2 separate regions of the Homo sapiens genome follow, and region 1 is linked to region 2. A link is an interaction called in ENCODE POLR2A ChIA-PET data of the cell type or tissue named here. Cell type or tissue: Panc1. All regions are shown on one strand. Each heading gives the region's core, and the rest is flanking DNA. Links, peaks and the distances in the headings are about the cores only. Region 1 overlaps AFAP1L1 (actin filament associated protein 1 like 1). Region 2 overlaps CSNK1A1 (casein kinase 1 alpha 1).

Evidence for each region. ChIA-PET counts read pairs that join two places held together with the same protein. Peaks named below come from ENCODE experiments on the same cell type or tissue, not always from the same donor. Only the 100,000 strongest peaks of a DNase experiment are listed, where the experiment ranks them.
Region 1: POLR2A ChIA-PET joins it to region 2 with 5 read pairs; 4 of 35 experiments call an interaction of 5 or more read pairs at or near these places.

What each region holds. Positions count from the first base shown.
Region 1 is chr5:149,337,609-149,340,526 of GRCh38, reverse strand. AFAP1L1 (actin filament associated protein 1 like 1) reads right to left here. Exons shown (of 19, transcript NM_152406.4): 19 at 1-520. The coding sequence ends at 497. Among named protein-coding and RNA genes, the nearest start is that of GRPEL2, 6.4 kb to the left of the region's middle. In Panc1, for the core only: no CTCF peak of the experiment used is centred there; no DNase peak of the experiment used is centred there.
Region 2 is chr5:149,499,709-149,502,626 of GRCh38, reverse strand. The region is part of intron 9 of CSNK1A1 (casein kinase 1 alpha 1); the gene reads left to right. Among named protein-coding and RNA genes, the nearest start is that of CSNK1A1, 50 kb to the left of the region's middle. In Panc1, for the core only: no CTCF peak of the experiment used is centred there; no DNase peak of the experiment used is centred there; H3K27ac peaks cover 382 bases.

The DNA.
Region 1 (2,918 bases), core at 182-2,681, 160 kb after region 2:
TGACCAGGGGTTGTTAGTAATGCCCAATATGAATCAAGTTGGCACAAGTGTGATCAGATGATCAGGTCTTGTCTCTTTACACTGCACCACCAATGCTTCAGCACTGCCTCCCTTTGCCTTAAGGACTGGGAGTGCGATGCTGTGAATGGGATGGAAGGGGTTATTCACATGTGCTTTCATTACTTCTTCCCTTCCTCAGAAGGGAAGGCAAAGACATCTATAAAACCTTTACAGCTGTGCAGACTTCTGTATCCCTCCATCCTCATTTCCACCCTTTGTAAAGTCATAAGGATGCTCTCCATTTCCCTCTTCCCTTCTACTTGTTCCCTCCCCATATCCCCTAAAATCATGCAGACAATAAAGGCTGGTATTTTGGGTGCCCTGGAGAACGAGGGCTACTTCCTAGTCTTCTCTTGGTGTCTCCTTGTGAAAAAAGCATTTCTTCCTCAGGTGGACAAGCTGGTATTTCCTTTGGAATGAAATCCTCATCCTCTTCCTAGGTCTTCTTCATTTCCCATTCCTGAAGCACAGAAAGAGAAGACAAATCAATTTGCTGAATGGTCTAGTGTGACATGGATAAAGAGATTTCACGGCACCTAGTTAGATGAAGATCTCCACTAGCCAGGTTGCGTTGGGTTCTAACCCCCTCTCTCTCTTTCTGTGGCCCTGAGTAAGTCACTTCTCCATGCTGGTATCTCTTGTCCCTTCATCCATTCTCAACATAGTTGCCTGAATGGTCTTTAAAAAATGTAATTTATATCCAAAACCCTTTGCTCAAAACCTTCCATCATGTCACAACAAGATCCATTATGTTAGAACAAGATCCATGGTTCCTCAGTGGCCTGAAAGGCTTTAGATGAAAGGCTGGTAAATGATAGTCTGTGGGCCAAGTCTGGCCTATTGTCCATTCTCATATAATCCATCAGCTCCTATTTCTAAATGTTTGGAAAAAAAAATCAAAAGAAGACGACTATCTCATGACACATGAAAATGATACGAAATTCAAATTTCAGTGCCTGTAAATAAGTTTTATTGGGCTAGGTGCCGTGGCTCATGCCTGTAATCCCAGCACTTTGGGAGGCCGAGGTGGGCGGATCACGAGGTCAGGAGTTCGAGACCAACCTGACCAACATGGTGAAACCCCCCGTCTCTACTAAAAATACAAAAAAATTAGCCGAGTGTGGTGTTGTGCACCTGTAATCCCAGCTACACAGGAGGCTAAGGCAGGAGAATTGCTTGAACCTGGGAGGTGGAGGTTGCAGTGGTTGCAGTGAGCCAAGATCATACCACTGCACTCCAGCCTGGGTGACAGAGCGAGACTCCGTCTCAAAAAAAAAAAAAAAAAAAAGCTTTATTGGGACACAGCCATTTTCATCATCATTTTCATATTGTCCATGGCTATTTTCATGCGACAATGGCAGAGTTGAGAGGCTGTGGAACAGATCATATGGTTCAGAAAGCCTAAACTATTTACTCTCTGGCCCTTTACAGAAAAAGTTTGCTGACTGCTGCTCTAGATGATCTGGCCCCTCACTGGTTACTTCTCTGATCTCATCTCCTAATGCTCACTCTTTGTTCCTTTCACTGGAATCACCTGGATCTTCTTGATGTTCCTCAAACATGCCAAGCTTTTTCCCACTTCAGGGACTTGACACTTGCTCTTCTCTCTGCCTGGTTCGTCCTTCCCTCAGCCCCCTGCATGGGTTTCTCCCTCACACTCCATTCAGGTCTCTGCCTATGTGTCACCTTCTTGAAAGGGTCTTTGCTATCACTGTGCTTAAGCCCCTTTGGGACGTTCATCTTCTCTGGCATCACATTCTTTATTTATGTGTGGTATTTAAAGTCTTGTCTTCCCAACTCTATGAGACCAGGGACTTTTTTGGGTTCCCTGTTATGTAACCAGAAACTAGAACAAGACTGGCATATGGTAGGTCTTCAACAAATATTTGTTTAATGACTAACTGTAGGAAAGAATAAAGACTCTTCCCTCTTAGGCTCTGAAATTCAATTCCAACCTGAGGATGCAGCTCCAGCCTAGACATAGAGCCATGCTTTTTTTGAGACAGGGTCTCACTTAGTGTCATCTAGGCTGGAGTGCAGTGGTGTGATCAGGGCTCACTGTAGCCTCACCCCTCCCACTGGGCTCAAGTGATCCTCCCACCTCAGCCTATGGAGTAGCTGGGACTATAGGCATGTGCCACCACACCCGGCTAATTTTTTTGTAGTTTTTGTAGACACAGGGTTTCGCCATGTTGCCCAGGCTGATCTCGAACTCCTGGGTTCAAGGATCCTCCCACCTCAGCCACCCAAAGTGCTAGGATTACAGGTGTGAGCCACTGTGCCTGGCCAAGCCATGCATTTTAAAAGTCCGTGCTGGTGTGATCCTAGACAAAATGTTGCCGATTCCCACAGCAGTGTTGATATGAAGCTAATAAACAGCTGTCCTTTAAATGTATTCTAATATGATATGCAATTTCAGCTCATAAATGATCAGGCACTGCCTGCCTCTTCCCCCTTCATGGTTTCCACGCTCGCTTTCCCTCTTTGCTCCAGCTGCTCTGGCCTCCATCTGGCCATCAGGCACGCTTGAGAGCTTTTGCACCTGCTGTCCCCTCTTGCTGGAAAGCTTCTGCTCTAGATCTTCTCATGTTCCTTTCCCATCATTTGGGTCACTGCTAGGAGAGGCCCTCTCTGACCACTGTGTATATTGCTCCAACCCTACTCCCAGTCTCTGTCCCTTTCTATATATATGTATATATATATGTATATATTTGTAGTTGTATCACTTTCTGGAATTATCTTCTTACATTAACAGGGCACTTATGTATTATCTGTCTCCTTTCACTGGCTTGGAAGTTCCTTGAAAACCAGGACCTCATCTGTCTTGTTCACTGGTTTATCTACCACTTAAACTTCAG
Region 2 (2,918 bases), core at 349-2,848:
TGAGGTGGGAGAATTGCTTGACCCTAGGAGTTCTAGACTTGCCTGGGCCACATAGTAAGACCCTGTCCCAGCTCCCTCCAACATCGTCCCCAACCCCCCCCCCCCCAAAAAAAAAAAGCGCCAGGCGCAGTAGTGAGTGCCTGTGATCCCAGCTGTGTTGGGAGGCTGAGGTGGGAGTATCACCTGAGCCCTGGAGGTTGAGGCTGCAATGAGAGCTGTGATCATGCCACTGCACTCCAGCCTGGGCAACAGATGAGACCCTGTGTCACAACAAGGAATTTTTAGAAGGTGCTTTTTATATTACTCTTCACAGAGTTAAATTTTCAGAGGATTTAGTATTATTGAACTAAGTTTCATAAGTGTATTTTAAGCAAGTAAATCTCTAATGTAGGAAAATCCCCAAAATGGTAGCATTTACTAATGTTTTATATGGTAATTTTTGAAAAATATATCTGATATTTCTTCAGTAAAAATGGTGTTGTTTTAATAACTTAATAAGAATGTTTAAAGATTCTTTAAGTCTGGCTTATCTAGCTAATGTGGGCCTATTAAATAATAGGCAGACTTCTGCCTTCCTTATATTCTTTAGATCTTTTCAAATACTCCATTCCAATATCCATCAAAAGACTTCTCTTTATGCCACTTATTATCTATACTAGTTTTTAATGTTCAATTACTACAAGATTATAATTACTGTTTTTATTCATGTTCCCAAGAAAAATACATAAGATTCACACCCAACACACTTCGAAATTTATTTCACTCCCTTTGACTATATGTGATTATCAAAAAAGTATTTTTCAAGATATTAAAAATAAGTAAAGGAAAATGAAATATTTTTAGGACATTCAAAATCTAATGAAGTTCAGTGTTTCTTTAATTGAGGGCAGGCAGAGGTGGGGGAGAATTTCAGAAGGTAGTGAACCCAAAGGTGGATTCTTGGATAATTCTACTATTCTGTACTCTCATCATCTTAACCCATCTGTTTACTACCCTAACCATAGTTACTAAGCAGAGTTTTATCATAATAATATAGACAGCTCTCAAAGTATTGACATTCAGAGGGGATTACAAATATTATTTTTCTATCATATTGACCTACCATGTCCACAGTCTTCCTTGAATTACCTTCCAGTTTTACTGGGCTGCATCTACCGTTTATGTCTAGTTTGACTTTTTCTGAGTTCACCAATTGCTGCTAGGAATGTGCTGGTCACTCAGCAGCACACCCACATCACAGGGGAAGATTTTGAAATACCTGGACAGTCTGAACACACTGCTCTGAATACACTCAATTCTAAGAAGTACCAGGGAACCGCATCTTCTTGCTGAAATCTTGAATTTTTGTCAGCTTTTTTTTTTACTGTGGACAGTAAAGCTGGAAAGATCTAAATAACCCAACAGGAAATGCGGATGAAAGTGCAAGAGTTGGTTTGTGGTCATCTGGAGTCCATGTCTCCAAGACTGCTGGACCTTCAAATTCTGCAACTTGTTAGATCATCTGGATGATAGCACAACTGTTAGAAGACCTAGAAGAATACAGCGTTGCTATGACTCAGTGGTGTTGAATGCAGACCATCTACCAGCTGGGGAAAGAATCAATTATAAACAGGTATTTTAAAACTCCAGAACGTCAGAAATGTGTAGCAGAATGAATTCTGTTATAAGGAAGACAAAACAATTCAGTCTGTTTTTTAATGCAGTTTAGGAATAGTGTATACCTCCTATACTTAAAATTGTCATTTATCTTTCCCAACTTTAAATACTCTTTTAGTTTCTATAGGGAAGGAAGAGTTATTACAGGTTTTTTTTTTTTAATTATTCTTTAACTTTAGATACTGCCAATCTGATTTAAAATTCTCCAAGCTTAATTCTGTGCAACAAACAGAACCACACAAGCAGCCAGGCACTGTGGCTCACTCCTATAATCCCAGCATTTTTGAGGCTAGATGGGAAGATCACTTGATCTCAGGATTTTGAGAACCATCCGGACAACATAGGGAGACCTCATCGCTATTTTAAATAATTTTAAAAAGAAAAGAAAAAAAAAGGCCGGGTGCGGTGGCTCGCTTCTGTAATCCCAGCACTTTGGGAGGCTGAGGCGGGCAGATCGTGAGGTCAGGAGATTGAGACCATCCTGGCTGACACAGTGAAACCCTGTCTTTACTAAAAATACAAAAAAGTAGCTGGGGCCGGGCGCGGTGGCTCATGCCTGTAATCCCAGCAGTTTGGGAGGCCGAGGCGGGCGGATCACAAGGTCAGGATATCCAGACCATCTTGGCTAACATGGTGAAACCCCGTCTGTACTAAAAATACAAAAAATTAGCCGGGCGTGGTGGCGGGCGCCTATAGTCCCAGCTACTTGGGAGGCTGAGGCAGGAGAATGGCGTGAACCCAGGAGGCGGAGCTTGCAGTGAGCCAAGATCGCGCCACTGCACTCCAGCCTGGGCGACAGAGCAAGACTCCATCTCAAAAAAAAAAAAAAAAAAAATTAGCTGGGCGTAGTGGCGGGTGCCTGTAGTCCCAGCTACTTGAGAGGCTGAGGCAGGAGAATGGCGTGAACCCAGGAGACGGAGCTTGTAGTGGGCGGAGATCGCGCCATTGTACTCCAGCCTGGGTGACAGAGCGAGACTCCGTCTCAAAAAAAAAAAAAAAAAAAGAAAAAAAGAAAAAAAACCCCACAACCATGTTATAGGAAAAGTTAGTATAAATGACATAGCATAATTAATATATTCAAAATAACTTTTAAAAAGTTGTCTTGTAGCTTGAAGGGATCCTAAATATCAAAAGCCCATCACAAACTTACAAGCCTTACTGCTACGTAAATATCCCTTTGAACTAGTTTCTGGTTCTATTTAAAAAGTCGAAAACTGTTGAAATTAATTTACGAATAAGAACAGATACACACTTTGTGGGGA